Linked DNA regions of Homo sapiens: regions 1 and 2 are each linked to region 3. The links are chromatin loops, found by intact Hi-C in ENCODE. Cell type or tissue: gastrocnemius medialis. All regions are shown on one strand. Links, peaks and the distances in the headings refer to the core of each region. The heading gives the core; the rest is flanking DNA.

Region 1 (10,390 bases), core at 5,391-10,390, 480 kb after region 3:
CTGGTGGATCAACTAAGGTCAGGAGTTCGAGACCAGCCTGGCTGACATGGCGAAACCCTGTCTGTACTAAAAATACAAAAATTAGCTGGGTGTGGTGGCACATGCTTGTGATCCCAGCTATTCGGGAGGCTGAGGCAGGAGAATCGCTTGAACCCGTGAGGCGGAGGTTGCAGTGAGCCAAGATTGTACCACTGCACTCCAGCCTGGGCGACAAAGCGAGACTCTGTCTCAAAAAAAAAGAAAAAAGAATCTTTTCCCCTCAAGTCCAACAGAGCTTAAAGGTGAAAAAAAAAAAAAAAAAAGGCCAGACGCGGTGGCTCACGCCTGTAATCCCAACACTTTGGGAGGCCGAGGTGGGCAGATCACAAGGTCAGGAGATCGAGATCATCCTGGCTAACACAGTGAAACCCCGTCTCTACTCTCTACTAAAAATACAAAAAATACAAAAAAAAAAAATTAGCTGGGCGTGGTGGCAGACGCCTGTAGCCCCAGCTACTCGGGAGGCTGAGGCAGGAGAATGGTGTGAACCCAGGAGGCGGAGCTTGCAGTGAGCCGAGATTGGGCCACTGTACTCTAGCCTGGGAGACAGAGCGAGACTCCGTCTCGAAAAAAAAAAAAAAAAAAAGAAAAAAAATCTTCCCCCAGCGGACCCAGTGGAGTTACCAGGATGTAATCAATTCCTCCAGAACAAGTGGTGACAACACGGGACACCCAAAAGAGACTCAGTGCCCGGGGTTCAGCCCAGGGGCTGGTTCATGGGCACCCTCTGCCTGGCACGTACCGGAATTCCAGCCCCCCAGAAGGAAAGCCGGCGTGCATCGTGGACACACTGTGTGTAGAAACAGTTCTGGCACTGTGAGCTGGTCTTCTTAGGGAATGGTGGGAATCCTCCCAAAATCCAGCTTCCCAGATGCCAGCCCAGGGCCAGCCTTGCAAGCAGGCCTTTGTCTCCAGCCTGCTACATTCATTCTTTTCTACACAGTTAGCGGGGAAGGAGGGGAGGGGAGGCCATGAGGCAGAGGGGCAGATAGAGGCCGTGTCACGGGGGCCTCCAGGCCATGGACTTGGCCGTGGGGCTGATGAGCCATGCACGGATGATCGGCTGCAGGCAGGTGGCCGGGTCCAGCCCCTGCTTCAGGAACATCCGCCTGGCAGCTTTGTGGAGGCTGGAGCGGAGAGGAGGGGAGGGGGCAGCCAGGAAGCTGCAGAAACCATCCAGAGTCAAGTTCAGGGATTGAAGCTCACTGGAGAAGAGGACAGCGTAGCAAGAGGCCCCATGGGGGCAGAAGGCCCGTCTGTCTTGGAGGAGGAGGCGGGGCTGTGCCAAGGGGGTCCCAGGGGGAACGGTTTGAGCCTGTGGGAGGGAGAGGGGGGCACAGGATCCAAAAAGCATGTCCTGGGCAGGACTTGGGTGGGCATGGGGTGGGGGCAGGAACCTGGCGCTGAGGGAGCTGAGGAGGGGTGGGGGCTGGCCTGGGGAGAGGCCAGAAGGAGAAGATTAAGAAATTGCCTGAATTACAAATCACCGCAGCCACCTTGGCCCTAAGAGCCAAGCCGTTGAGAATCAAACAGAGGAGGATGGGGTCACCGAGAAAAGAACCTGGGCACAGAAAAGGAGGCGAAAACAGGGGAGCTCCGAGCACCCCAGACTCAAAGAAGAGAGGGAAGACCATGACCCAGGGGACCCTCAGAGCCCGTGTGGCCCAAGCTCGGGAAGCCAGTCCAGGGAACAGAGGAGAGGTCGCCAGAGCAGGCATCAGTTCACACACAGACACACACTTGCACACACATTCACACAAACATGCACACACATTTACACACATATTCACACACATACACATTCACACATTCACACAAACATGCACACACATTCACACACATAATTCTCACACATTCACACACGCACACTCACACATTCACAGTCACACACTCGCACACACACATTCACACACACTCCCCACACACACTCCCCACACACACTCACACTCATACACACACACTTGCACACAGTCACACAAACATGCACACATTCACACACATAATTCTCACACATTCACACAATTCTCACACATTCACACACACTCGCACACATACATGCACACATACATTCACTTTCACTCCCACACACTACCCCACACACACATACATATTCACACACTCGCACACACATTCACACACACTCCCCACACACACTCACACTCATACACACACACATTCACACACTCTCATACATACACTCACACTCACACACACTCTCACCTTCTCACACCCACCTGGAGGTGAGCCTCTCCTGGACATGGAGGGGAGGGGACAGCCCTGGTCCATGGCTCAGTTGATCCTGCCCCACCGTCCCTCCCTTCAGCATCAACAAGGTGCCCTCTCCAGCCCACAGCTCCTGGCCACTATGCCCTACCGCAGAGCCACTTCCTGCGTCTCAAGCCCCTGAGGCCCCGGGCTGGCAGCCGCAGGCCGTCCTGCATATGACGCACAGGTGCATGGACAGGGCCCTGGGAGGTGCCGCCCGACGTGCTTGACTGCAGAGCCGAGTCAAGCCGAGCTGGGCAGCTGCCCACATGCAGCTATGTGCCATCAAGGCCACCCACCCAGACTCCCTACACCTGGATCCCTCTGGCTGTCGGGAAGCACCGTCCCCAGGGAAACAGAGGCACTGGGGGAGGGGCAGTGGGCACAAAGGAGGACTGAATGAACTGGGGTCCCAGGTTCAAATGCCCTCAGCCATAACCAAGGCCCACCAGCCCTCCGGCTTCCCTGGGGACCACCCTCAGTGACTCACTGCGTACAGGCTGCAGTGCTGACAGCTGGGTGCTGAGTGTCCCTGCATGGGAAGCACACAGGCCACACCCACAGCAACACTGCTGTGAGAACTGAAGGCCTAGAGGGTCCTCCCACCTCCTCTGCCTCCACAGACACCTGGCAGGGAAGGGAGCAGGACAATTACTCCCCCTGCTCTACAGACAAAAAAGCCAAGACCAGAGCAGGGGTTGGGGGCTGCAGCCCTGCAGGAGGGAGAGGTGGGTAGACCGGGGAGTTTTTACTGGGGTCGGGGGCACTCGGGTTGTGCTATGGCGTTCCAGCTAGCCCAAGGGACAGAGCTGGAGGTTGCAGTGACAGGGCTGGATGGCCAGAGGCGGCTCTGCCAGCTGTCTCCACGCAGGGGGCCTGGTTCATCTGGCAGCTTCCCCACCAGTGAGCTGAGCGCTCTCGCTGCTATCCCCTCTGCCTGGTACTCTTGTCCCCTCTGTCCCCGGCTCCTCCTCTTGCCCTTTCTTTCTCCAGAGGTCTCTTTCTCCAGCAGCTTCTCTGACTCCCCAAGTCTGGTTACGAGAGTCAGGGCCAGACCAACTCTCCACTAGGCACAGCAGGCCCAGGGCCAGGGCCATGAATTTTCAGGGGCCGACATAAATGTTTTAATTATTTGTTTAATCAGAAGGGAAAAAAATGGATATAACCTAGCCGGCTTGTGGATACTGACATAGTTGCAAAACACAATACTTAATACTTTTTCTGGAGGAGGGGGCCCATGAAAGTCACACTGGGTCCCTTTGAGCCCTGTGTCCCTCCTGGGCACGAGTCTGAAGTGTTGTGATGATCGGCTCACATGACTGCCTTCTCCACCAGACAGTGGGCCCCGGGAGGGCAGGGGCATGTCTTACATTGTCAGAACAGGCAAGCGGTAAGTATTTGCTAAATAAATAAATGCTTATAAATAAAAAAAAAATAGCCTTGATTGCTAGTTAGTGACAGTTAGCAATCCTTGCCCAGGGCCAGGCACTGTACTGAGCTCCCATGACACAGACACATTGATATCATCCCCGTTTTACAGATGAGGACATCAAGACAATGAAAGGTTAAACCTGCCCACGTCGTTCACCAGGAGTGTCTGCATTCCAAGCCTGCTCTCTGGACCACTGGCCCAGAATGTCCCCACAGAAGGTGGAGCACCTGGTGGATGTATGAAGAGGCTGAGTCCAGGAGGAACACCCTGGACATGGGGCAAGCAGGCTATGTCAGCCCCTGAGTTCTGGCCCATGGATCGGTGCCCTCGGGAGCTCCAGCGCTGCCCCAGCCTCCCTTGTGAGTGTACAGCCAGCTCAGGCCTTCCTCCATGTGGGCAGCACACACTCAGCCAGCTACTGTGCTCAGGGTGTTGGTGACAATGACGGCTAATTGGAGCTTACACCTACCGAGTGCCAGCTGACTGCAACCTCTGCCTGCCGGGTTCAAGCAATTCTCTTGCCTCAGCCTCCCAAGTAGCTGGGATTATAGGCATATACTACCATGCCCAGCTAATTTTTTTGTATTTTTAGTAGAGACAGGGTTTCACCATATTGGCCAGGCTGGTTTCGAACTCCTGACCTCAGGGGATCTGCCTGCCTTGGCCTCCCAAAGTGCTGGGATTCCAGGCATTCATCACTGCACCCGGCCAAAAGATTAGAATGTCATCAGGCAGAGAAACAAGGAAAGGCGTTCCAGGCTGAGGCACAGCCTGAGTAAGGGCTCAGGAGTAGGAGAGGCCTTGGGGTGAGGCCCCAGGAGTGCAGGTGAGGCCTGCAGGAGATCTGCGTCTGCAACCACACTGGGGAGCTGGTGATTTAAGACTGGGAAGCTGCAGTCAGGCAGTCGCTCGATGAACGTTTATTGAGCATTTATTAGGAGCCAGGTACTGTAATAGGTGTGGGGGACAGAGGTGACTAAGGCACAGTCACCCATAAGAGTCTGGCCAAATCTCTGCATGCCTAAGACTGTCCCCCTCAGTCAGGGACCCACGTTGTGTTCCTGGCACCCTAGCTGACCCACTTTGTAACCTGGATCCCACGCCTGCACTCCTCAGAGTAGCCTTCTTCCATAAAATGAGTTTAACTGCGGTTGTCACCTGGTGATGGAGCTCTTTGAGCTCTTAGGATGAAAGATTCTGTAAATACGCAGCCTTTGTCACCAGACTGGGTGGGGTGGAATAGGGAGCCCACATCAGATCCCCAAGGGTGCAGAGAAACAGCCCCCGGGAGTTGGAGGGAGGGTCGGTCGCCAAGCTCCCCTGAGGTTACCGCCCTCTGACAGCTGCCAAGCGAGTTCCTGCAGCCAGAATGCCTGACATGAAAGTCCCCCGCCCCCGCCAAGGCCTGCCTGTGATGGTTAAATGACAGACGCCGACACCCTGGCTGCTGACTGATGCTGACAGCAGGGAGGGAGATGTGGAGCTGGCCTGGGTTGCAGGCAGGTGACTGGAGGCTCTTCCTTAACTCGTGTTCATAGGACGCTGAACACCCACCACGACCTGTCACTGTCCAGTGTCCATGGGGGAGGCAGACAGGCACACAGCACATTCCACCATCACGTGGGGTGTTAGAGGGGAGGCCCTGCTCTCTGGCAGCACAGAGAAGCCCACCTGACAGATGATGGGTCCAGGACAAACCAAGGGCCCAACCTCCTCCCGTCTCCCCGCAAAGATCATGGTGATAAAACCCCTTTGGGATGAAGTAGTTCAGAAGTCCTTTGCCCATGTGACCCTCATGCAAGAGAAAATGAAGGCCAGAGAGCCCCATTGACTTGTCCAAGGCCACAGAGCTCATTGGTGTGGCACACAGGACACTTATTATTATTCTGATTCCTTGGCTTGTGGCTTCATCACTCCAATCTCTTCCTCCATGGTCACATTGCCCTCTGCTCGTCTTCTCTGCCTCTCTTTGGTTTTTTGTTTGTTTTGAAACAGAGTCTTGCTCTGTCACCCAGGCTGGAGTGTGGTGGCTTGATCTTGGCTCACTGTGGCCTTGACTTCCCAGGCTCAAGCTATCCTCCCACCTCAGCCTCCTGAGTAGCTGGGATTACAGGTACACACCACCATGCCCAGCTAATTATTTTCTTTTTTTGTTTTTCTTTTTTAGAGATGGGTGGTGGGGGGGGGGGGTCTCACTAATTTGGCCAGGCTGGTCTCAAACTCCTGAGCTCAAGCAATCCACCTGCCTCAGCCTCTCAAAGTGCTGGGATTACAGGCGTGTGCCACAGTGCCCAGCCCCTATCTTTCTCTTAAAGGGTTACTTGTGTTACACTTAGGGCCCACCCTGATAATCTAGGATAATCTCATTTCAAAATCTTTAGTCACATCTGCAAAGTCTTTGCATGTAGATAACAGTCACAGATTCCAAGCATTAGTACCGAATTCCTGTAGCGACCATTATTCTGCCTGCTCCCAGCCCCCAGAGGATGCAGAGTTTAAGAGGGGCCTGCCTTCAGTCAGCCTGTGGGCATGAGCCTCACATATCCACTCAGCACATCCTGGGAGGGGACCTGGACTCCCCCCCGACCCCAGCAAGGCCAGACCCCCCTGTCTGCCAGGACCCCCGGAGAGGGGGAAGCAGGCTGTGCAATGGAGGAGGTAGGATGTGGCAACTCCATAGAAGTGGTTAGGACAGAATTCTGGAGTTGCGCATCCCAGAGATGAGGAGTCAGAGAGGCCCTTCCCCTACCTGGATGCTGCCCCTACGTCTGATTTGAATTCTCCTTTCATTGCTCCATCCAGCAGACACTCAGACCAGAGCCAGGCTCGGTACCAGGCTCTGGAGAGCTTGTCCATGTCCTCAAAGAGCTTGCAGTCTAAACCTAGGAGTGATAATGGCCAGCACCGTGGTCTCCAGGAGGGTGGAAGAGCAGGAGACTCTTCTCTTTCCAGAGCAGGCAATGGAGGCCCAGGAAAGGGGACTGTTCTTGTCTGGAGTTGGGCTGAAGCCGCTTTAGCATGAGGGTTTTGCCTTTCCTCAATCCTCCGACCCCACAGCCTTCCTGTTCCTGCCTCGGTGATTTTGTCATTCTTGTCTCGTTTCCTCTTGGTACTTTAAAAGTAAAATAACGACTGTTCATCTGCCCTTAGAAGGGCTGGCACAGAAAGAGATTCATCCCAAGCTGTGCACCTGCTCTATCTGTACAGTTGGCGGATGGGGAGCCAAGGAACAGGACCCCCGGAGTCAGGCAGCATTTTACTCAAACGCTGAGCACTCGTTCCAAGTCTGAGTAAGGTAGAAGAATGAGTGGCCAGCCCTGCCTTCCCACAGCTCAAGTGCAGCAAGCACCGTCCTTAAAACAGAAGAGCTGGCCGGGCGCGGTGGCTCATACCTGTAATCCTAGTACTTTGGGAAGCCGAGGCGGGAGAATCACTGGAGCTCAGGAGTTCGTGACCAGCCTAGGCAAACATAGTGAGATCTCGTCTCTATTTAAATAAAATAGAAAATCTGTTTAAAACAAACAAAAAATAGAAGAGCTGTCGTGAAACTTGGGTGCTCTGGGTAAAGCTTGGGAAGAGGCAGGGCCTCCCAGCATGTCTGGAATCCCCAAATTAGCAACCTGTTTCCTTGTCTGAAAAATGGGTGTAGAAATGGCCGGCTAAGAGGACAACGGCACTGGTGCCGGGTGTTGAGCAAGCCCTCGACAGCCTCACCGAGAGTGCACCAAGGGCCACCCGCGCGCTGCCGCTCCCAGGGCTCCCACCCTCCCCTCGGACGCCGGCCTGGTGAACCAGGCTGCAGGCGCGCGTGGGAGCGCTCAGAGCTGTCTCAGGTGTTCTGAGCCGCCAGATCGGGAGTCCAGTGCCCTGCTGAGCCCGAGCCCCAGCACAGGCTCCCGTCGCGTCCTCCCGCAGCCCGGGGTCCCCGCCCGCCCAGCGCCTCCCACGCGCGGACTCCTAGGCTGAGCGCGCAGGGCAGCGGGGCCCACGCGAGGGCGGGGCGAGCCGGGGCTTTGTGTTCAAACCGGCCAATGGGTGGCGGCGGTGGGCGGTGACGGCCGGCGGGGCCTGACCAATGGGCTGCGGCCTGTCAGCGTTGACTGACAGGCGCACACATACAGAGTCGGCCACACGCGCGCCGCCCGGCCCCACTCGCGCAGCGCGGGCCTCCGCCGGCCGCATTGTCCGCCCGCCCGCCTTGTCCCGCGTCGCCGCTCTTCGCGTGCCCGCGCGCCCCGGGCCCGGCCGCTGTGTCGCCCTGAGCGGAGCGCCGCCCGCGGGATCCCCACGCGGAAAGGGGGCGCGCCCCGGCGGCGGCCTGGCCTCGGACGCCCCCGGCCGGGCTAGAAGCCGCCGCGGCAGCAGGTGAGTGCGGGCGAGCTCAGGAGAGGGTTGGGGGGCCGCGGCCCGGCCTGACCCCGGGTCACCGTCGGGCCACTCGGGCGGGGCCGCGCCGCCAGGCCTGCTTCCTCCTCTCCGGGACGTGCTGGGCCGGATCCAGCCTCCACCCGGGTCCGCGGCCCGCGCCCTGACTCACCTCCTGGCCCCCGCCCCGCCTGCCGCGCCACTGGTCAGCCGGGAGGGCGGTGTCTGCGGGCGGGACTTCCCGGGCAGCCTCCCGGGAGGAGGAGGGCAAAGGCCGACTGCCCCAACCCGGCCCCGGGCAGCGCCTACGGGTTTTGTGCCAGACAGGCCGTTTCCAGGGACAGGCAGTTCCCAGCCTCTGCCTGTCAGAACTCAGGGCCTCAGAGGAAGGCCCGTTTTGTTCAGTTCTAAAACAAAACAAAACAAAGCAATGGGGGGCGCGGTGTGACTTAGAGAGCCAGGAGGCGCGCCTTTGGTGACAATTTCTGCAGGTTTGGCCTGTGGGAATGAGGGCAGAGGGAGTTAGCACCGGGCGTTTGGCAGGTCCCACAAGGGCGTGTGGCCTGGCTGTGCCCAGGGAGTGGAAATGTCACGAGGAAGATGCCCCAGATCTGGTTTAAGTCTGAAGATGGATGGAGATGTTTGTGATGGGGAAGGGCGGAATTGAGAAAGGAAGTCGCCCAGCTGAGAAGTGGGGAAGGATGCTTTCCGATGAGCGTTTCCTAACTGATTGTTAGGGAGGAGGTGGGGCGGGGGTGGTGTCTATTATGATTCGCAGTAGTAGATTTCAGCTCCCAGAGGCTCACTTCTTGTTTTGGAGAATGGGGCCTCGACCTTTTTCATCTTGTGAAACCCAGACTCAATGGTAAACTGTTTTGTGATGCCAGGATGCCGCAGGAAAGACTGAGAGGCATCTCTGGGAGTTCTGGGAGGGCGGAGGCGGGTGCTGACAGTTTTCAGCACTCCCCGCTCAACCTCCATCAGAATATTTAGTTCTTCCCAGCGGCAGCTTGGGTATGGTATAAACATGTTGCCTTGTTTCTGCCCTGGGCAAAGGTGTCACCTCCTTCAGCAGGACAGAGGCTAAGAGGAGTCCCTGTGTGGGCAGCTGGAGCCTTCAGGTAGGGACCGTACGGGCGGGGCAGGGAGGGGGGAGGGGAGATTACCTTATAAGGACAGGAATAGAGACAAGGACCCAGGCCAACTTCCTGCTTTTCCTACTACCAATCGGTCCCTTTTCCAACACCAGCTAAAAGTAGAGGGGATGCCAGATGGGCGTCTGACCTGGGAAGATGCCAACAAGGCCAGGACATGAGGCTGCTTGTTTTTCAGAGGAGGACTTTCTAGCTGGACTAACCAGACCTTCGGGTTTCTGCAGCCTGGGTTGGGAAGTGGACTTCTATACTCACCACACAACCCAGAGAACTGGTCATTTAAGTATCAACCAGGAATATTAGAAGTGATCAAAAGTCACAAGCAAGTGCTAGGAATTCCCAAGTGACTTTGTTGTACGGGCCAGCAGAGGCACTAACGTTGAGACTCCCCATGTTGGCAGTCGGGGACTTTGAATTCGGGTGTCTAGACCTGAGTGGTTCATTAATCTTCCTCATGTCACAGAATGCTACCTCTTGCCAGATCTTTGCACTTTGGCTTCCTTTGTCCTCATTATCAGTTCCAGAGCCTTGATTTCTGCCCCACATGGTGACCGGAACTGACTGTAATTCATGCTGCCCTCCTCCTCCCTATTTTGTTAGTTTGCTAACAAATATTTGTTGTGTAACAAGTTTGTATACAGCCTTGTTTTGCGCATGTGTGAGGCTAAAAAAGATTCTAGCTGAGGACACACAACTAGAATCTTCAATACATTCCTGAAACAACTGGAAAACTTTATGCCTGAGTAGAAAGACCCAGGCCCTACAGCCTGTCAGAGCTGAGCCCAAACCCTGGCTTTGGCACTTACAGGCTGGGGACTGTGGACAAGTTACCCATTGCCTCAGTGTCCAGGTTCTTCCCTTGTAGATGGGAGTAATGATACCTACCTTGCTTCTAATAATATAAATGAGGTATACAAGGAGCCCGGTCCCAGCAGACACTTACCATTTTATCATCATCTTACCAAGATGTGGCAGCACAGTGTGCACCGTGGGGACAGACAGTGCAAGCGCCATCAGGACGTAGGTGGGAGCCTGGCCAACTTGGTGAAACCCTGTCTCTATTATTAAAAGAAAAGAAAAGAAAAATCCTTTTGGCTGAGCGTGGTGGCTCATGCCTGTAATCCCAGCACTTTGG
Region 2 (10,540 bases), core at 2,840-7,839, 60 kb after region 3:
CATCAGATAGGCCGTACTGCTGTTGGCTCCGCCTTCTGTTCCTCGCCCTCACCAGGGCTGCTGGCCCAGCCTAGCCCCACCAGCTCCCCTCCTACAGGCTGCTTAAGCCTAAGTCAGATCATGTGTTTCTCTGCTCAGACCCTCCCCGGCTCCTGCTCCGGTCCTCACTCAGAGCCGCAGCTCAGGTGCTTACAAAGGCCTGCAAGGACCTATGGGATTTCACCCTGACTCTGTCTGCTTGGGCCCCCTCTGCTGACAGCCCTCCTCCTGCAGAGCCCAGCCTCAGTGGGCTCACTCCCTCACTTCCTTCAGTCTGTGAGGCCCTCCCTGGTCACCCCACATCAAGCTACCCCCACCTCTGGACCCTGCCCCATCCTTCCGCACAGCACCAACTTCTATTCCCTTTACTCATTGGTTGCTTTCCTGCCCATTTCCCTGCATTTGAATGGAAGCTGCACAGTGCCTAGCGTGTGGATGGTATTCAAGAAGTAGTTGTTGAATTGAATAAATGAATGAGTGAATGAATGGCTGACCATTCCCTGTGTTCTTTCCTGAGGAATGCCCACTTGGCTAAGAATCTCTCTCCACCCGGCACTCCAGACTTGTAGCGAGTTGAAGCTAGCCTATCTTCCCCACGCTATACTTAAACTGAGCTCGTGCAACCAGCGGACCCTCCAACCACCACCGGCCATATTTCCCACCAGGACCACATCCCCTGTCCCCAGCCTCTGTGTGAGCCGTCACCTCCTCCCTGAAGGCCTCCTGATTCATCCATGTCTCCCTCTCTCCGGTGCCCTCCTGAGGGGGCCTCATGACTGGTGACTCTCCCACCCTCCTGATGGACGGTTAACTCGCCAAGGGCTCCGTCTCCTTCATTTCTGTAACCCCGGCACTCAGCAGAGCCTCTGCACACAGCAGGCGCCCACTCAGTGTTTGCTAACTGGAGTTGAACATTTGCCTTAGTTTTATGTTTAGTCTTTTCTGTTGGCCTTATTTTATTTATTTATTTATTTATTTTTGAGACAGGGTCTCACTATGTTGCCCAGGCTGGTCTCAAACTGTCAGGCTCAAGTGATCCTCTTGCCTCAGCCTCCTGAGGAACTGGGATTACAGGTGTGAGCCACCATGCCCAGTGAGTTTATTTTATTTTAGTCATGTTCATTTGTTTTCTAGTTCATCTTTAGTTTGATTTTTACAACATTTATTCTCCTTTTTCTGATTACAAAACGAACGTGCTCATTGCCAAAAACATTGAAAATACACCGTAAATACACAGGAAATAGGAAATTACTCATGATTTGGCTGCGCAGAGATCACTGTGATTAGCATTTGGTGGGTCACTTTGACTTCTTCTCATTGTGCACTTTCCCTTTTAGTAAATCTTACACTGGGACCATTTCTTATGTCCTCACTCTTCTTCAAAGGCCTCGTATTTGATGGCTGCATAATATTCCATTTCGTCATTTTATCATTATTTAATCAAGCGTGCCACACACAGATGATCGTGACACCCCCTGTGCCCATCCTCCTCCACAGACACAACCCCTGGCCACCCCCGCATCTGTAAACACACCCGGCCGTGCCGCAGTGGCCCCTAAGCCTCACAATTGAGGTGATTTCCCAGAGGAGGCTGAACAATGCCCTGGACATGTGGACCCAGCAGGGTGGGGTTCCAGCCTTTTCCTCCTACTGTCCCTCAGACAGACAGAGAGACAGACAGATGGCCAGCCAGCCAGACAGGCAGACAGGACAGGCGGGTGGGACAGGCGGGTGGGACAGGCAGGCGGGACAGGCAGGCAGGAGGCACCAGGGGAAGGCGGAGGCAATAGCGTTGGGGGTGTCTGGCCTTTTGGGGGGGTCAAGTGGTAGGGAGATGGGGTCCTTGGGAGCAGGGCCCTGGCCTGGATGGGAGCTGAACTCTGCAGGGTGAGCCCTAGAGAAGAGCAGGTAACAGGGAGGGACTTCCTCTGCTTAATCCTCTCAAGGGCAGGCAGAAGGAGGTGACTGATGGTCTCAGAACCAAACAGTTGAATTTCAGAATCCTGGGACCACAGAGGACTGATGAGGCTGGCCCCAGGGACCACATCCTCTAACCCTGTGATGATCAAGTGGAGGTGCAGAGGCCCAGGGACTTCTCAGGCCTCCTGACTCCAGCAAAGAGCTGCTCCTGCCTCTCGCTGTGGCCTGGACCAGGTTGCTCTGGTCCCTGTGCCCAGAGCCACCGTGAGCTGTTGAAGTGGGAAATGGGGCCTGCAGTGCAGATGGAGCTGGAGTTCCCAGGACTGGGCAGGGGCTTGGGGTGGTCCTCGAGCCAGCAGGAGAGGGGAGGGAGAGGGTGGGAGGCTAGAGACTGGCAGCCCAGATGCATCCATCCCACTGCAGCCCCTCCTGCCTGTCCCCTCCCGGCCCTGGAAGACCCCTCCAGGCTCCCCAAGGGCAGAGGGCAGCATGGGGAGCGGGCTTGGTCTCCTGCAGAGTGGAGGTCTCTGAAGCCTCCAGCTCCCAGCTTCTCCCCAGACTGCTCTGGGCCTGAAACTAGGGGGCGTTTGCAGAAAAACATGGAAAAGAATTACCCTAGTTTCTGGTGGTTTTGCAGAACAGCAAGTCCCCGGATTCCCGGGTCAGCTTGACCGAGCTAGCTGTGGGATCTTGGACAAGGACCCCTTTCCTCCTAGGACCCCAAAGGCACTCCCAGGGTGAGGGCTCCAGAGCCTGACCGCCCCCAGGCCCTCCCCTCTGAATGTTCGAATCCTGCATACCATGGCTGCGTGGCGGTGGGAACCACTATATCCCACCAGGCCCGGCCCAGTGCGGAGAAGGGATGGGCTCCTGCCCTTAGCCAGAGGCACAGGCTCTGCAGAGAGGCAGTGATGATGCCATAGAGCGTGACAAGGGCAGCAATGCTGGGGTTGCCCAAGGAAGGGATCAAAGTCTCCCATCTTGCAGACAGAGATACTGAGTCCCAGAGAGGGGAAGTGGCTGTCTGGGCACTGGAGACTAGAACCCAGGAGTCTTCTACCTCTCCCCTCTTCCGGCTCTGACCCCGAGAGCTTCCCTGGGGAACGGTAGGTGGGCTAGGGAGCCCCATAAGGTAGAACTGAAAGCAGAAACTCCTCCCCTGTTAACTGACTCCTCCCAGAGCCCCCGAATCTCTGCTTCCAGGGTTGGGGTTCATTTGCTTCTGCGATAGTCTGGGATGGGTGGGACTGGCACAAGATGGGTCCTCTATCACCCCAAGTCCAAGGGGCGCCCCAAGCGGGGTGCTGCTGTGCCGTGTCGGGCCAGCATGGCAGTAGGCCAGGGCCCCCGGCAGCGCCGAGGCAGCTGGACAGGGCGGCCGCCAAGAATGCCAGGAATGCGGAGCCGCCGTGTCCTTCCCGCTCCTCTTCCTCCCCCCCGCCAGCCCAGAACAGGATATTCCCTGTCCAGGGAAACCCAAGTCCGGTCCCTTTATGGGAAAACCATGGGGCATCTGGTGGGCACTGTTCCTGCACTGGGACGGGTGTTCAGCATAGGGGAGCCCTCAGAGACGGGGGCATTGGGTGCTGCTGCGGAGGATGCAGGGGTCTGTGGGGGCTGGCTCTGTGTGGGTTCAGCACATATGAGGGCCTACTATGCGCTAAGGGCTTCATGTGAATTAACTCACTCAGTCTCACATCAACCCTGGGAGCTTCTGCTTTGCAGATCAGGAAACTGAGGCTCACAGAGGCTAAGGAGCTTGACCGAAGGCCCTAGCTAGCAAGCCGCAAAGCCAGTCAGACTCTGATACCCAGACTCTCAGCCATAGGCCAGGTGGCCCCAACTCAACTGTGGCCATGGGGGCATGGCCTGTGCCCTCACATGGCACCTGTGGGGGAAGGGCACGTTGTTCCCAGCTGGTCAGTTTCAAAGGTGGCAAAGGTTTGTCTTAGAGATGCAGAGTCCGGCCCTGCCCCCGGGGCTGTTCTTGCAGATCTCAGCACCATGGAATCCCAGAGTTTGATCAGGATACAGACCATTGGCACCAGGAGGGGCTCCTCTGGACCCTCCCTAATGAGCAGGGGAGGCCGTCACTCTGGAGGTTCAGGGATAAGAGGTGGGGCTCTGAGAAAGCTGAAGGGGGGACACAGGGTAGGGGAGAGAGCGGGGCTAGCTGCACCAACTCCAGCCCTGGGATCCTAGAGGTGCCGCGCCCCGCCCTGGGCTGCACGCCCATCACCTCCCTTCGAGGCCAGCCCACCTCGGCCCTTTGGTTTGGCTACAGGTCTGGGGCATTACCCTAGCAGGGTCAGGTGCAGGCAGAGACGTGGAGACCCTAGCCTTGGATCAGGCCTTGGGCGGGTGGAGAACGGAGAAAATGCAGAGGCACGGGCTGTGCTGCCACCCTCGCAACCCCCGAAACCAGCCCAAAGTGATTGGAGACCAAGGGACCATCTGCACGAGAAATTCTCCCCATTTAGAAATAGGGGAAACTGAGGCACAGGGAGGCCATGTGGCTTGCTCAGAGTCATAGAGCTGTCACGCTGTCACCTAGTGGAGATGTGATTGGAATCCTGGGCTTTCTGTCTCTGGCCCCCACCTGGGGGCCCCTCACGGTTCCTCTCTTCTCCCCTGCTTCCCTAGCCCCCCAAGTCTGGCTGGTTCTATTCCAGTGTGTTGTCCTGTAAGGGCTTCGGGTCCCCCGGGGGGCCAGGGTCAGGTAAACAGGATCCCAGCCGCATTCCCTGACCTTGTTTACCTCCCAAAAGAATGTGAGGGCATTCTTCCCCTTCCCGGGCTGTGAGTCAGCTCCCAGCAATGCGCCGGCTGGCTGCTGGCTGCCCTTCCCCCATGCAACCCCCTCCAGACCCCTGCCCCTTGCCTTCTCACCCGGTGACGTCACTGATGTCACCCCTCCCCATACCCCCATGGAGCCCACCAGGCCTCCAGTTGCCATGGCGACGGCTCACAACAGGAAGCACAGCCCCATCGAGGCCTGCGCTGGGGCAGAAACACAGGAAGCCGCGCTAAGCACTGAGCAGCATTGTCAGCCCCGTAAAAAACAAAACAGGACAAAAAGATTTAATGAGAACAATCAGCCCAAAGAAAAAGGAAAAAAAAAAAAGACCAAAAAAACAAACAAAGCCAAACAGCCTGAAGGCAGGGGGCTGGCAGGGCTCCAAGGACCCCACGTTTTCCCTCCCAACACAATGTAGGCTCAATAATACTTCCTTCTCAGAAGGAGGCTCCCGGGGGTGAGCAGCGGCTGCAGCAGCTCCAAAACTACCCTTGGCTACCCTTGGTAACCCCAACGCAGGTCCAGCTCTATGCCCTCTACTGAAGGCTTTGGGGGACTGGATAGGCTAGTCCTGCCCCCACCTCCCCAAGTATTACCCCTCCTAAGTCCTGCTAGGGGACGTATTCAGTTCAGTGGAAGAAAGAGCACAGGCTCCTGGGTCACCCAGATGGAAAATCTACTCCTGGCCCAGCCGCTGCCTGATGATTGTGAGATTCTGTGTGGGTGGCGATCTCTCTTGCACCTCACTTTCCTCATTGGTTTTGCACCTCACTTTCCTCATTGGTTTTGTAACCATCACTGTCATCAGCATCCGCCTTCACACCTCACAGAGGTGTTGCAAAGCTCAGGCGAGCTGGCACATCAACTAGCACCCAGTAGGTGCTCAATGCGTGCAGAAGGAACTCACAGAGGATGAATGAATGGGGCAGAAATTCCGTGGAGGCAGCTAGCTCAGCTCTGAACTAACTATCAGAGATGGACAAGATGCCCCAGGGGGTATGGGGCTCCCCATCGCTAGACGGGGCAGGCTTGTGAAGGCTTGGTGGGACCTTGTGGAAGGGACTGAGCCCTGGAACAGGGAGGGTGTAGGGGAGGAGCAAAGCTCCCTCCCTCCAGCAGAAGGCTCTGGCCCAGTGGTCCTGTCTGGATAATCCCATTTAGTCTGGTATCTGGTTGATGCCTGCACCGTGACTATGGGAAGAGACCCCACAGTGTCAGTGGGGCAGTTAGTGGTGGGGGGACCCCTGGCTCTTTCTCCATTGCCTGGAGAGAGTAGGGTCCCAGGGCAGAGGAGGCCACCATTCTAGTCCATTTAGGAATGTGACGGATAAGAATGATCCCCGTGGGACAGTGGCAGAGCTGGACTCTGATCACACGGGCAGGTCAGGCCATCCCCTGTCATGTGGATCGGTCCAGCACCTGCTGTTAGCCCAGTGGTTCCTGCCAATGATTGGTGATAGAGCTGGCCTTGCAGGGCCCGGTTGGGGAGTGGGGAACGGGATGCTTAGGCGAGGAGGCTGACTGAGGTTCAGAGCCTGGCTCCAGGTGGTCAGAGAGGCCACCTGGGGGAAATGGGCCAGAAAATGCGGACGGGACTTTGTTGGGTAAGGACAAAAATGGTAGCTGTTCCACTCAAGGGCATAGCAGGAGCACAGGCGTGGCAGTGAGAAAGCCCAGGGTGTTCTGGCCACGGGACCCAGATCTGCACACCTGTAGTCAAAGTTGGTGTCACAAGATAGAGAGATCCCATGGAAAAGAGGCTGGAACCAGATCACAGAGGGTCTTCAGTGTCACTGCCAGGAGTCGGGAGCTGACACCCTAGGCACCGGGGAACTGCTGGGGGCTTTTGACCAGGGTAGTGATATGTGCAGCCGGGTAATTTAGGGTGACGCCTCCGTGTGGATTAGGAGTGGAGGATGCACCAGGAAACAGCATAGGATGGGAGGTCAGAATCTGGGGTCTGCTGAATTGGCTTCTTTTCTTTTGAACTTAATAATAATGAGACATAATAGGTGTTCAATCAGGCCGGGCACAGTGGCTCACGCTTGTAATCGCAGCACTTTGGGAGGCCGAAGCAGGCAGATCACCTGAGGTCAGGAGTTTGAGACCAGCCTGACCAAGGTGGTGAAACCCCATCTCTAGTTAAAAAAAAAAAAAAAAAAGTACAAAATTAGCCAGGCGTGGTAGCACACGCCTGTAATCCCAGCTACTTGGGAGGCTGAGGCAAGAGAATTGCTTGGACTCAGGAGGCGGAGTTTGCAGTGAGCTGAGGTCACACCGCTGCACTCCAGCCTGGGCAACAAGAGTGAAACTCCATCTGAAAAAAAAAAAAAAAAAGGTGTTCAATCAATATTTATAGAATGAATGAATGGCAACCACCTTATACTGTGATATTTATTTTGCATACGTTGTCTTGTCAATTCTCACTACAAGCCTAAAAAATAGGCCTCATTCTTCCTGGTTTTACAAATGAGAAAATGGAGGTTCAGAGAGGTTGAGGGACCTGCTCCAGGCTGCACAGCATGCTGTGGTGGAGCAAGATTCCAGCACAGCTGAACCCACCCACCATCTCCCACTGCAGAGTCCACCCCAGCGCTGGGCTCTGTGCTGAACCCACCCACCATCTCCCACTGCAGAGTCCACCCCAGCGCTGGGCTCTGTGCTGAACCCATCCACCATCTCCCACTGCAGAGTCCACCCCAGTGCGGGGCTCTGTGCCAGGCCTGGGGGACACACAGATAACTGAACTCCAACCATGTGCCTGAGTAGCCCCCAGATTAGAGGCCTCAGTTTTCCCAGCTGTGGACTGAGGGCTGGTGGAGGAGTGCTCAGGGAGGGGGCTGCCCAGGGCCCAGCTGGGGGAAGACAACACTGAGACATGGGAGGAAGGGAAGGGTGCCCTGAGAAGAGGCAGGATAACTGTGGGGCGCTTGCAGGAAAGGAGCAGAGGCCAGGGCTTGCTAAGGGGATGAGGGGAGAAGCAGACGTGCTGAGAGGCAGGAGCAGGTGGTCAGAGGCTGGGAGGAAATGGATCTCGGCCGCAGCCCTGGGTCCCAAACACAGGCAGACGGGGGATGGTGCGAGGGGGCTGCACCTGGGGCCTCAGGTGGGACCCGGAAAAGACATGCCTGCCCACACCTCCTCCTGCCCCTCTATCCTCCATCCGGCGCCGCTCGCGCACCTGCCCCTCCGGCCCCCATCCGGCCCGGGGGTGGGAGGAATGAGGACCTCTTCCAATCCCTGGTGGAAATCCTCTCGGGGGCTGTTGAAAGGGGCTGTAGGAAGGGTTGTAGTCTGTGGGTGGCTTGGGTCTGGAGCAAGGGAGGAGAGGGGAGCTGGGCAGAACAGGGAGGCTCCTGGGAAAAGCCCACGGGAGGGGGGCCGGGGCTCCTTGGACAGGAAGGGACAAGGGGTTTCCACGATGGCGGAGGAAGGCGTGCTGGCCTCGGAGCCACCAGGCAGAAGCCCTCATTTTGGTTCTGCTCCACACAAGGGGTGGATCCTCAGCAAGCGATTCCCCTCTCTGGGCCTCAGTTTCCTCATCTGTAACAGGAGGGGATCTGACCGCAGGGAGGGGCAGCAGGCAAGCCCAGTGCTTAAGAGTGTGGGTCTGTTTGGGACTGGACTGTCTGGGCTCGATCCTGGCTCCGGTGGCCGCGCAGACAGGCCCCATGGTGAGCGTCTTCAGAAAACAGGATGTGACCCAGCCTGCAGGTGTGCAAATGTCTAGCTCCATCACCCGATAGCTGCTTTGCAAGACGCTCAGCCTTCTCTTCCATTTTCCCGTGACACACCCATCATCCACAGCCCTCCTCCCTGTACTGTGGAGGGTGCTGATGGTGGACGCTCAGGCAAGGAAAGCAGATGGGGCATGTCCCCTCGAGGACCTGCTGTGGGTCCTGCAGGCTCTGCCTCTGGCTTCCCTGGGGCCCCATCCACCCAACACCGAGCGCTGGGCAGCCGGACGCCGGGAATCTGGCGCCACCTGGTGGGCAGAGAGAATCCTGCTGTCCTCCAGGGCTCTGGACGGGAACTGGGCACCAGGCGTCCTGTAGCCATCCCTCTCTGTTTTTTATTCAACCGGGGCTGACCTTTTTAAGAGTTTAAATTTAATTTTTTGGTCAGGCGTGGTGGCTCACGCCTGTAATCCCAGCACTTTGGGAGGCCGAGGCAGGTGGATCACCTGATGTCAGGAGTTTGAGACCAGCCTGACCAACATGATGAAACCCCGTCTCTACTAAAAATACAAAAATTAGCCAGGCATGTTGATGCGCACGTGTAATCCCAGCTCTACTAGGGAGGCTGAGGCAGGAGAATCGATTGAATCTGGGGGGCAGAGGTTGCAGTGAGCTGAGATCACACCACTACACTCCAGCCTGGGCAACAAGGTGAAACTCCGTCTAAAAATAAATAAAATAAAATGTTAAATTTATTTTTTTTAGGGATGGAGTCTTGCTATGTTGCCCTGGCTGGTCTTGAACTAGGCTCAAGCAATCCTCCCGCCTATAGCTGGGTCCACAAGGGCACCTCTGTAACAGCTTTCCCCACTCCCGCTGCGTAACCCCATCTTCTGCCATCTCCCTGTGGCTTGCTGAAGGCTAGCCCCTCACTGGGCCTTTATCTACTCAAACACAGGACCCCTATTGTGTGCATGGCCCCAGGCAGAGCACCAGGCTGGTGATTGAATCAGGCAGTTCCCTGTCCCTCCCAGAGGAGCTCTCAGGCTGCTGGGGGAAACTCACAGACCACAGCAGGACCAGGGCTGTGGCTAAGGGGAGCCCAGAAGTTTTGGTGGGGGCAGGCAGAGGGGTAGCCAGGGCAGGCTGTGGAGGAGAAGCTGATCAGGCTTCGTTTTGAAAGCTGGAAGCAATAGTAATAGTGGAAGCATTTAGTAAGCAGAGAGCAGGTGTGGAGGTGTGCCATTGCAGAACAGCCCTGAGCTGAGAGCCACCGAGGGGTCGTTCTAGGGAGTGACATGGTCAGTCCACTGCCAGTGCGAGATGGTGGAGGTGGCTGAAGTGAGAGGTGCTGGTGGCTACGTCTTGGAGGGTGGTTGGTGGTTGCTATAGAGACTGGGAGAAGGGGATGGTGAGAGGTGGAGGGAGGTGAGCCAGAGGAGGCCCTGGAACACTCCTTGGGTACCTGGCTTGGCTGGCTCAGTTCACCTGGACAGGTACTGGAAAAAGGGGAGGAGGAGGGGGAGGAAGAAGTGACTTGGGAGAAGAAGAGGGCAGGGCGCTCAGGTCTGGGTATGTTCAGTTTGAGAGGTCGTGGGACCTCCAAGAGGAGCCATCCTGGGGGCAGTTGCAGCGGGATGTGTGATGTAATTAGGGAATAACTCGCAGTACCTGGTGACCTGTGAATTAGGGGGAAAAGTCTAGAATGTTCCCTTGAGATAGCCTAAGACGGTGCTTCTCACAAATAAATGTGCAGGTGAGTCCCCTGGGGGTCCTGCTACACTGCAGGTTCTGACTCAGTGGGTGTGGGGTGGATCCTGGGAATCTGCATTTCTGACAAGCTCTCGAGTGAGGTTGATGCTGCAGGTCTCAGACCACACTTTGAGGACAGAAGGTCTAAGACACTTAGAGGATGGTGGCAGTTGTCCTTGACATCAGGAACCCACATAGAGGTGGAGGTGGGTCTGAGAGTTTGGGTTTTTACAAGCTCTACAGATAATTTTGATGCCTGAGCAGGTAACGCGAGCCAGACATGGGTACAGACATACTGGGGGTGGGAAGGGGTGGCTGCATAATTTGTGGGGTCCCATGCAGAATGAAAACATGG
Region 3 (10,540 bases), core at 3,499-8,498:
TAGAGAGCTTTCCTCCTGGTCCCCACTTTTAGAACAGTGCCCAGAGCCCTGTGGACAATCAGTAACTATTAGTGCAAAGAACAGTTAGTGCTGGGTTGGTGGGGAGGGCAGGACCTGGCCCCCTGTTGCTCCATGGCCCCACTGAGTCCTCGCTTTGCTCTGCTCCGAGGGCAGCCCCCCTTTTCAGCCCTCTGGTAGGCATCAGTCTTTCAAAGCCCCCCATCTTGAGAGAGAAGCATGTCTGTCTCTCCTCTGTCTTGGGACTTGGGCTACCAGGATTAGACAGGACAGAGGAGAAGAAACAGAAAGAAAATCAGACTGCAAAGGTTCTGTGTATCTTTAGCTGGGGCTAAGTTTCTGCCACCTAAAAAAAAAAAGAGAGAGAGAAGATTGGATTAGTGCAGAGTTCCCAAAGAATGGCAGAATCCCCTGGCCCCGTCCCCTGGCTGGGATGGGGATGGGCAGTGATTGCCGTGGTTGCCAGTATTATAAATGGCTGGACTGGTTCCTCTCTTCCTGCTTTAATTTTCCTCTGCTCCTGCAAGAGGTGGGGAGGCCAGGGTTCTGGGCCCACGTGAAGGAGCAGAGGCTGAGCGGGAGGGTCCCAAGAGCAATAAAGAAGGGGAATGCTAGGTGGGAAACACTGGTTCTAATGGCTTCTGTGGTTTGCCCCGAGAGGGCTTCTTCAAAGGGGTTGGTTGGCTTTGGCATTCGATCTAAATAAGGCCTGCGACTCTCAGGCAGGCAGGCTCTGGGAGGCCTCATCAGCTTCTTCCTCTGCCAGCCACAGACAACGCCCCTGGTTGCTTGGGCCTGTGTGTCCCTTGGTGGGAATGGCAGGCGGGCCGGGGAGTGTGTATCTGTGTGTGTGTGCTGGGCCCAGGAGGAGGGTGGGGTTCAAGCCCCTTTGATCTGCCAGCCTGGTTGGGAGCAGATCACTCACCTGGCCTCACGCTCGCTCGTGCCCTTCCTACCTGCTGCAGCTGGCGCTGGGGGCGGGGTCGGAGGAGGCTGTTTACCTTGGCTCCCACGGCTGGCTTTGCCCCAGCTGCCTCCTCGCCACGCCCTCACTCTGCCAGAAACCCCGGGCCTGAGATCTTGGGACAGCTTCTTCAGGGTGCCAGGCCTCCTTTCCCATCTCTGAAGTGAGCTGTCCACCTGGAGGCCTGCGGAACCTGTGCCCAGGAAAACCAGGCTCCGGGCGGCTCACCTTCCCATACCAAGAAGAGCCTGTGACTCCCAACAGGTGCTCATGCTCGTCATCCCCAGAGCATTGCATCCTGGAGCTGAGCACGTGCTGAGTGTCCCCCCACCCTCACCCACCCCCAGCCCCGGAAGGGCCTTGTAAGCCCACACGGCCCAGGCTCTGCCAGTGTGGAGGTAGGGTACCATTTCCTGTGGCCCAGCACAAGGGATAATGCAAAGTCACGCACTCTTTCATGGGCAGGCAGCTCTCCACCCACTCCTTGTCATCCTCAAAAATGTCCTGTGCTGCTGGCCCTGAGCACGTGTGCCACTCGCTGCTGCCCACAAAGGAGCCATCCGGAAAGAATTAATGATGATGACAGTGACAACTCATTAAGCTCCCATTATCTGCTGGCAGCTCTGCTCTGTGCAATTATGCCTCCCAGTAACCCCGGGCGAGGTATTATTAGCCCCATTTAAAAGATGCAGAAGCCGAGGTTTTAGATTGTGACAAGATTCCAAGAATCCAGGTTGCCCTGGCATCTGGAGCCCTTGCTCTTTCCTCCGCTACAGGGTTTCTCAGCCTCTGCACTCCTGATGTTTGGGAAGGCCGTCCTGTGCCCTGAAGGGTGGTGAGCGGCATCCCCGGCCTCCCCCAACTTAAGATGCAGTGCACACCCCAAGTTGTGGCCACCAGCGATGCCTTCATACATTGCCACTGTCCCCTGGGGGCCCACTGGGCCCTGGTTGAGAGCCTCTGACGTGGGACATGCTGCAGAGTAAAGAGCCAACACGAACCTTGTGTGATGCTGAGGGCCAGTGGCCTTAGAACACAGGAGAGGGAGGCTGAGACGCCCCATGGTGGGCTGGAACAGGTGGGCAGTCTGGAGCCTGGGAACGACCCAGCTCTGCCACTTGCTAATTGTCTGGACCTGTTGCTGCTTGTTTAATTTTTTCTAAGCTTCAGTGTTCTCATCTGGAGGATGGGGATACAAATACTGCCAGCCTCTTAGGATTGGTAGTTTATACGGTGTTTTTCTCAGCGTGTGGCTTGTAGCTGGCATTCATAGATGTTAGTTGTGGTATTATTACCAAATCCGGGGGCTTATGGGTAGTTCTGGGCATCTAGTGGCCACATTACCAAAAGCATCTTCAGGGACGGTCTCCCTGCTCAGATTAAAAGGGACTCTAGTTGCTCATTTGCCTAGGGTTGGGGAAGAATATCCCAGGTGGCCCTCCTGGTGGAGGAGGCAGAAGAATCATACTGGACAGAACCTGGAAAATGGTAGACTCCTTCATGCATTTGACCAGTATTTACCGAGGACCTACTATGTGCCTCTCTCTCCTCCTCAGACCCTATCCTGGGCTCTTTCACACTCAGCCTTGGAGGGGCATCTCCTATGTGTCGTGGGCCTGGATCTGGGGTGTCCACTCGGCCTGTTCAGGGGTCTGCCTCCTCTGCCGTGGCTGGCAGCTGCAGCCGGCTCTCCAGTGGGCAGGGAGATCTTGGCACAAGCACTAAATGCCATTTGCTACTAGGCCTTTGGGCCCCTCCCCTGGGGGGTTAATTGAATCTTTACTCCACAAACGCTTCTTGTTCTCCTTCTGCCAGTGATCCAGGGAGGCCTGGCTAGGCACCCGGCTTTGGCGTTTTCTCTGCCCCTTCTAACGCCTCCTGGCAGAATTAGAATTGAATCGAATGTTCTTCAAGCCCCTCGATTCACAGATGAGAGCCAGGACCATAGGGGCAGTGACCAGCCGAGGTCACACGGCAGTTGGTCCAAAGGCGTGGGATTCAGCTCTCTGGCCTGCCAGTTCTGGGTTTGACAGAACTCTCAGGGGAAGCGGCTTTCGCTGGTGTTCACTGGAGACCAAGCCCTCTGTTCTGTGGGTTGGGTACTTTGTCAACATTTGGAGAGCACCGGAGGCGTGGTCTCTCTTCTGAGGTGGAAAGAATGAACTTGCTTGAGGGCGGGAGGAGGCAGAGCCCGGAGGAGATGGGGCCGAAAGTGAGGGGCAGCGGGGCCCATACCCTCCTCTGTCTTGCACGTGCAGCCCCTGGCTGCCCGGATATTGAAGGAAAGACCCTAGTTCTCAGCCAAGCCCTGCCACCTTTTTTTCCTCAAGTTGCCCAGCAGCCCTTAGACATTGGGCGGAGTTGTAAGCTCCATGTTCAAACAAAGACATGGAGACTCAGGGGTTTCAGGGAATGATGTAGCTTTAAAAGTGGTCACCCCCACCCCCCGCCCTGAGTCTTCTGGCTCCTGGATCGATGTGGGTGGCCAGAGTTGGTCATGGATGAACCCCTGGAGGTGTTGCTAGACCTCATGATAAGCTGGAGGAAACAGAGCTTTCGGGGAGAGCCCCCTGAGGCTGGCCACAGGGCTGAGACGACCTCTTCTCCTCTCCCTCGCTCCCCCTCCGCCGTCAGGCAGCGAGAAAGCAGCATCCCTTTTGTGAAGGTAGCCTGCACCGACCCCCTCTGAGCCCCCCGACCTTCGGCTCCGGGAATGTGGAGCGAACCAAGAAGGGAAGTCCTCCCTTCTTAATCCAGGGAAACTGAGGCAGAAAATAGTTTAACCCAAGGTTCTATAGTAATGTGCCAAGCCTATTGATGCCCTCTCCAGGACTGTCTGTCCAGACCGTGCAGCCCGAGTGCCTGTGCCTGCACGTGTGTGTTTGCACACGTGGAAGTCCGGTTCCAGCCTTTGAACGTGCAGCGACATCTTAGGAATTTTCTTTGCTTCTCAGTGGCTGGTGGTCTGGATTGTGATTCTCAGTCTCCCATCTGCCCTCGCCTCTTTCTTGGGATCTCTGGCATCCGCCCCTTGGGTCTCCTGGGACTGTGGGGGACGTGGCTGTGACCTTCCTACGGGGCTGCTCTTGTGTCATTGTGGGACCTGCGGTTTCCCTGGAGGAAGCCCAGCTCCGAATGAGGCCTGTTGAAGTGTTATCAGGTTTCGAGTATGTTTGGCAACAGGCCAAAGGGGCTCTAAAAATAGGGTTTGGTTGGGCACAGGGCACGGGTAAGCTTTCAGGTTTCCCGGCCGTGTCCGAGGATTCCCTTTTCGCCTCTTTCGAGTGAGAGACTTCATAGATACCGCTAGGACCTGGGGCCTCCTGAGGCCATCGCACTCTGCACGCGTTTATTAAGCACCTCTTGTACCCAGGAGCCTGGGAGTACAGGCTCTGTCATCCCAAAGGCATGGGTTTGAATGCAGCTTTTGCCAATAATTGAGCCTCTCTTTGAACGTTTGTTTTCCCCTCTGTAAAATGGGGGTTAGATTGGCCATGGGAGATGCTGGCTGTCTTCAGCTGTCAGGTGTGTTGTGAGACTCAGGGAGAAATCAGATTTTGGTGCATTCCCAGAACATGTAGTTTGGTGGGGGAGACAGACATAGAGACAAGCAGGTCCAACTCAAAGCAAGCTGGGGTTCCTGTTGGGGGTTGAGGGTGCAGGGACTGAGCTGGGTCTCAGAGGCTTCGGCAGGTCCAGGCCCCGAGGCCTTTGTGCTCCTGATCATCAGGCCTGGATCCTGCCTGTCCGTCTCCCTGTGACCTTGGAGCTTTCCACAGGAGAAAGCGAGAAAGCGTGTGGTGGGGGAGACAGCCATGCTGGAAAGCCCCCACTCCCAGCTCACTCAGCCTTTTGGTGTCTGCCCGGCAGGGGGACCCCATTCCCGAGGAGCTTTATGAGATGCTGAGTGACCACTCGATCCGCTCCTTTGATGATCTCCAACGCCTGCTGCACGGAGACCCCGGAGGTAAATGGAATCCTCGCCCCGCGCTCCGGCCCTCCGAGGAGACTTTAAGAGATCTGGGAGGGGCAGGACAGGAGGCATCCCTCCTTCTTGACGTCTGGAGAACTAGAGGCCCATGGCAGCCCAGAGAGAGCGTGGCCACACCCATCCAGGGCAGGGCCGAGTCAGCAGGCGGGTTGGTACCTGGGACTTGGGGTGTGGCAGGAGAAGCACCCACGTGTGGCTCCGGCTTGGTGCCAAGGGTGGGGTGCCAGGAGGAGGGAGGGCGGGGAGAAGGTGCCCAGGGCATCTGCCGAGTATGTCTCCAGGTGTGGGCCCAGCCAGGGAGGGTGGCACTGGAGGAGTCATCTCCCCGCCCCTCTGGCTAGGGGCCCGGTCTGTGAGGTCCCCTGGGGACACCTGGCCTCGACCAGCAGGCAGCCCTGCCCGTGCCCCAGAGCTCACTCAGCGAATGGGCACGTGCTCGGTGGCACACACGTGGCGGGGCTGGCGGGCTGGATTGACAATGTATTTATAAACGCTGTCTTCAGAGCAAATTCCATTCTATTCTAACCTCTGGCCTGTTCCCTGGAGCCCTGGTCAGCAGCCCCCCTGCACCCCCAGGTCCCCTTCCCTCTGGGGTTCTGTCTCTTTGTCACTTTGTAATCCTTGCCCAGACGCTATCTACGGGGGAACAGCATTTCCTGCCTTTGTTTCCTCTCCCCGTTGGGCCCCTGGCTCCCTCTCAAAAGCATTCCCGGGCCCTTTCAATCCCGCCTGTGCTGGGGGGCGGTGAGGCAGGCAGGAGGGGGCCCCAGCTGGGCCCACCTATTGTTCGCCAGGGCCCCCACCCGATGTCTCCCACAACCCCCACCCTATGCCCGACTGGCCGCCCCTGGCCACACACAATGGGGCAACTTCCAAATTTAGCCTTTCTACCATTTCTTTCCAAGCCTTTACACCCCCACCCTCAGACGGCCCCTCCACACCCCTGGTGGGGGTCGGGATCTTGGAGATGAGGTTTCAATAGCAGGCCTGTTTCAAGGCAACCATGTGGCTATTTTTTCCTAATCAACTTAACCTTTCCACAAAGCGCATCTTTTCCCCATCTCCTCCCCACCAGGGACATTCCAGAGATGGCAGGGAGAAAGGAAAGGAGCCAGAGGGACAGATAGGCTCGTTGACGTAGGGGCTGTCAGGCTGGACGGAAGCGGACTAGTCATCAGACTCCCTGCAGTACCCGGGACGGACAGGCGGCAGGCGCCTTTGTCTTGGATGGGGCCAGTGGGTCGGTGCCAGAACTGGAGCCATGGGGTGCTGTGTGGAGGTGGCAGGAGCGTGTTCCCAATGCCCCTTAGTTTATTTGTGGCTCCTCACCCATGAGAGAGACAGAAGGGTCTGTCCACGCCTTAACATCCAGCTCAGAGGCCTCCCTCAGCCCTCACTTCCCAGCAGCCAACCTCTGGCCATGGGCTCTGGAAAGGACCGATGTCTCCAAGGAGGGCTGATGGGACTGAGATGGTGCCCAGGCTAGAAAAGGGAGCTGTCATTTGTGACCAGAGGAATCAACAGACGGCTGGGGGCAGAGGTGGGGCAACAGTTTAGAGAAGGGGAGGGAGACAGACACAGATACAGATACGGTGTGAGGGCCCCGGAGCTAGAGAGACCAGGCCCTAGAAGGGTGTGTGGCAGGGACTCCCCACCCCCAGCAGGCCCAACTCCCACCCCTCTTCTCCTCTTCTCTGTCTTCAGCTCCCACCCCCATCCCTCTCCCTCCCTCCCTCCCTCCGTGGCTCCCGCCTGCCCAGCGCGGCCATTGTCCGGGGCTCCAGAGGGGCTGTGTTCAGGGCATGCGGTCCCCCTGGGGCTTCTGGGAATTTCTCCATTCAGCACTTCCTATGGGAACGCTGGGTGGAGGGGCACTGGAAACTGGCCTTCAGTGCCCTAGGTCCCGGCCCCGCCCTGGAGGCCGAGGAGGGTTCACTTACAGTAGCAAAGGGGAAGGGTTATTTTTAACTCCACTGACATGGGTTCTGGCCAAAAATGTTGGCTAAAGAGCCAGGGATGCAGTCAGGATCCTGGGCCTGCAGCTGTCCTGGGGGCTGCTTGGAGGGTCCCTGCTCAGGGCCAGGACCCGTGCATTTATGGGGGCTGGAAGGAGGGACTGTTCTCTGGAGTGGGGGAGAGGCAAACCTCCCGCCTGCCCAGACACCCCGGCGGAGGGAGCCCCTGCCCAAGGTGGGGCCGCCTGGTGTCTGACTGTGACTTCTCCTGCAGAGGAAGATGGGGCCGAGTTGGACCTGAACATGACCCGCTCCCACTCTGGAGGCGAGCTGGAGAGCTTGGCTCGTGGAAGAAGGAGCCTGGGTAAGACTGAGACACCCAACAAGGGTCCTTCAAATTAGCATGGGGGCCAGGGAAAGAGAACGGGGGCGGGCAGCCAGTCGGAGGGCCCCGAGGGTCCTCTTACAACTCCCGTTCCCCCCACATTCAGGACTGAGCGAACTGAGAGAGTAAAACCATCCTTAAATGCCTGTGTTCAGTCATCACAGCCCCTCGCCCCCACACTCTCTGGTTTCTAAATATAGTGCTGCAAAGCTCATTCGTTCCTTATTTCAATCCTGGAGGTAGATATTATTAACCCCATTTCACAGAGTTGGAAACTGGGGCCCAGAGAGGGTAAAGAACTAGGCGAGGTCACACTGCTAGGGAGCGGTAGGGCTGAGATCCCAACCTGCTCCCCTCACTTGAACCCAGCGTGGTCCCTGATGGGCTATGGGTATCTCCTGTGGCAAAGGGCCGCGGCCTAGGCTGGTAGACCTCGAGCAAAGCCTGGAACTTCCTCCTGCTCCCTTGCAGAGACCTAAAGGAGACCGTAGATCATTAGGTCCCAGAGAAACCCTCCCAGGTGAGGCAAATGTCCACTCAAACCCCTCCTCCTCTTTGACACCTGGAGTCCCCAAAACACTGCAGTTAGAGGCTGGGGGAACGATGAATAAGAGTCAGGTGGCCTGGGCCGGGCATGGTGGCTCACGCCTGTAATCCTAGCACTTTGGGAGGCTGAGGCAGGCAGATCACGAGGTCAAGAGATGGAGATCATCCTGACCGACATGGTGAAACCCTGTCTCTATTAAAAATACAAAAATTAGCTGGGCGTGGTGGCAGGTTCCTGTAGTCCATGCTACTTGGGAGGCTGAGGCAGGAGAATTGCTTGAACCAGGGAGGCGGAGGTTGCAGTTAGCCGAGACCACGCCACTGCACTCCAGCCTGGCGACAGAGCAAGACTCCGTCTCAAAAAAAAAGAAAAAAGTCAGGTGGCCTGAGTTCCACCCCCAATCTATGAATGTGGGCGGACGGGATATTCAGCTCTCAGAGCCTCCTGTCCTCTGTACATGGATAGCATCGGTAACCTCAGTGCTTGCTGTAGGCAAGGCTTACTCACTTTACACCTTAGATCCACATGGGAGGGAGGTGCTGTTATTATCCCATTTCATAGAGGAGGAAGCTGAGGCTTTGAAAGCAGCAGTGATGCAGGAATCCAAGGCACCGTGAGACAGCAGTGCACGCGTGGTTTCGAGCTAATATGGTACCTGCATAAAAACCACATGTTGGGCAAGCCCATAAATGTGTAAAATCATAAAGAAGAATAAAATAGTCATGTGCCAGCAGAGGGAAGCGGACATTTACTAAGCATTTACAACATGCCCCACACTCTGAATTTTCTCACTTGAAACTACAGTGGTTCTTGGGTGTAGATCTCATGGTCCCATTTTCAGATGGGGAAACACAGGCTTAGAGTGGCTCAGCCATCTGCCCAAGTCCCATGGCTAATGACAGCCAGGACTTGAAACCTGAACCCTGGGGTTGAAGGGCGTGAGAAAGAGCAGTCCCGGAGGCACCCGCTGAGCTCCCCTGCCAAGTGGGGGGACTCTGGACAGGCCTACGCTCCTGACCCAGGTTTCGTCTCCTCCCAGGTTCCCTGACCATTGCTGAGCCGGCCATGATCGCCGAGTGCAAGACGCGCACCGAGGTGTTCGAGATCTCCCGGCGCCTCATAGACCGCACCAACGCCAACTTCCTGGTGTGGCCGCCCTGTGTGGAGGTGCAGCGCTGCTCCGGCTGCTGCAACAACCGCAACGTGCAGTGCCGCCCCACCCAGGTGCAGCTGCGACCTGTCCAGGTGCGTAGGCTCCGCGGCCCCCCGAGGCTGGTCCCGGTGGTGGGTGGAGACCACCCTTCTGGGGCTCATACCTGACCAGGCTTCCTTGACTGGGCAGAGTGGTGTGTCGAAGGACATTCCTGATTTGTTCCTGGGCTCTGTCCAGAGAGGCCCACTCTTGGGAAGCTCTTCCTAGGCAGGTGGACTGAGGCCGACCATGAGTCCTCTGAGGTGGCTCAGGCCACTGTAGCCAAAAGCCACAGACAGACCCCCCGGGCTGGGCGAGGTGTGGAGCCAACGTGAAGTAGGGATGTCACCTCCTTTACAAGGACAAAATCGCAAAACGTCCCTTGAAGAGCCGTATCCGCAAACATTTATCTGACACTCAGAATGTTTTGGGGAGCTACTCAGGTTCCCCCAAAGCTCTCCCTATTCAGGGCTGTCTTGAGAAAGGCTCAGATGGGTGGCCCTGCATCTTTGACACCTGCTTGTCTCTCTTTGACAAGCTGTGTCTTTAATAAAGAGAGTGCAGAGAGGCCCACCAGGTGATAGACACTGCGGAGCTGGGGCAGGTCCCCTGACAACAGTGGAATGCTGATCCTGCTTTTCTTCGGAGGGACGGGGGATACATACACTGGACTCAGGGAAAATTCTAGAGTAGAGGCTGTCTCAGGGAGCACCCTGGTCTCACCCTAGTCGGGGCAGAGTCAGAGAAGCTGCTGCTTCTGCTTCTTGTGGAAAGATTCCTGCACGCCCCAGGCCAGCCTCGCCCACAGGCTGGGCAGTGCGCATTTCTCTAGCTCAGCACCGGCCCTTGCCCGATGCTCTGCCTGCTTAGCCGCACTTCCTTCTCCTGCCACCAGCCCGTGGCCTCTCCTCCTGCCCACCTTCCCTCCCTGGCTTGGGCCCCACGCCTGAGACTACGAATGTCACTCCACCCCACTGCCCACTCTCGTGGTATCTCCTGTCCTCGATGCTTCCAGCTCTATGGATGGACACCTGACATCTGACCTCCCCGTTCCCACCTCCCTCCTAGATGAAGCCTCCCCCCACTTCCTTCCAGACAACCATCTCCCGCCTCTGCCGCAGCCCTGACCTTGGCTGGCGCTCCGGGAATGAGGATACCGCAGGCCCCAGCTCAACCCGGAAATGCCTTTCTGGCTGTCCCTCTCTGGGGGCACTGAGGGGGGCCCCAGGTCGGGAGGGCTTGTTTTGATGGAAAAGCTACGAGAAGGGCAGAGGTCAAGGTCCTGCTATTGTTTGGGCCAAAGCTTTTGCCCCACAGCCTGCTCTCCGGGCTTTCGAGGAAAGATTGCTGCAGGGGACACCGGGGTGGGAAGCGCAAGCCATTCGGGCTTCCCGGGCTCCTGGCTGTGTGGTCTCTACAGAGGCATTTTGTGGCTCTGTCCTCCAGGTGAGAAAGATCGAGATTGTGCGGAAGAAGCCAATCTTTAAG

The links. Hi-C counts contacts between places; a loop is a spot of excess contacts. Peaks named below come from ENCODE experiments on the same cell type or tissue, not always from the same donor. Only the 100,000 strongest peaks of a DNase experiment are listed, where the experiment ranks them.
Region 1: it touches region 3 in a loop (2.8-fold over the local background); 2 of 110 quality-filtered maps call a loop at or near these places.
Region 2: a loop joins it to region 3, with 3 times the contacts of the local background. A loop is called at or near these places in 60 of 110 quality-filtered maps.

What each region holds. Positions count from the first base shown.
Region 1 is chr22:38,753,474-38,763,863 of GRCh38, reverse strand. SUN2 (Sad1 and UNC84 domain containing 2) reads left to right here and starts at 7,866. Exons shown (of 18, transcript NM_015374.3): 1 at 7,866-8,101. RefSeq lists enhancers at 2,294-2,343, 2,944-2,993, 2,824-3,648, 6,585-6,724, 8,983-9,052 and silencers at 7,483-8,032, 8,143-8,492. In gastrocnemius medialis, for the core only: no CTCF peak of the experiment used is centred there; DNase peaks (open chromatin) are centred at 7,773, 8,313, 8,733, 9,313 and 1 weaker place; H3K4me3 peaks cover 3,179 bases; H3K27ac peaks cover 3,818 bases.
Region 2 is chr22:39,169,169-39,179,708 of GRCh38, reverse strand. No RefSeq gene overlaps it. Among named protein-coding and RNA genes, the nearest start is that of CBX7, 22 kb to the right of the region's middle. RefSeq lists enhancers at 3,231-3,525, 5,524-6,193, 7,206-8,011. In gastrocnemius medialis, for the core only: no CTCF peak of the experiment used is centred there; DNase peaks (open chromatin) are centred at 3,375 and 4,913; H3K4me3 peaks cover 587 bases; H3K27ac peaks cover 4,564 bases.
Region 3 is chr22:39,230,187-39,240,726 of GRCh38, reverse strand. It overlaps PDGFB (platelet derived growth factor subunit B), which reads left to right. Exons shown (of 7, transcript NM_002608.4): 2 at 4,853-4,949; 3 at 7,203-7,292; 4 at 8,900-9,105; 5 at 10,499-10,540. Among named protein-coding and RNA genes, the nearest start is that of PDGFB, 9.5 kb to the left of the region's middle. RefSeq lists enhancers at 2,613-3,507, 3,508-4,402. In gastrocnemius medialis, for the core only: a CTCF peak has its summit at 6,171; DNase peaks (open chromatin) are centred at 4,156, 5,306, 6,166 and 6,899; H3K4me3 peaks cover 330 bases; H3K27ac peaks cover 4,624 bases.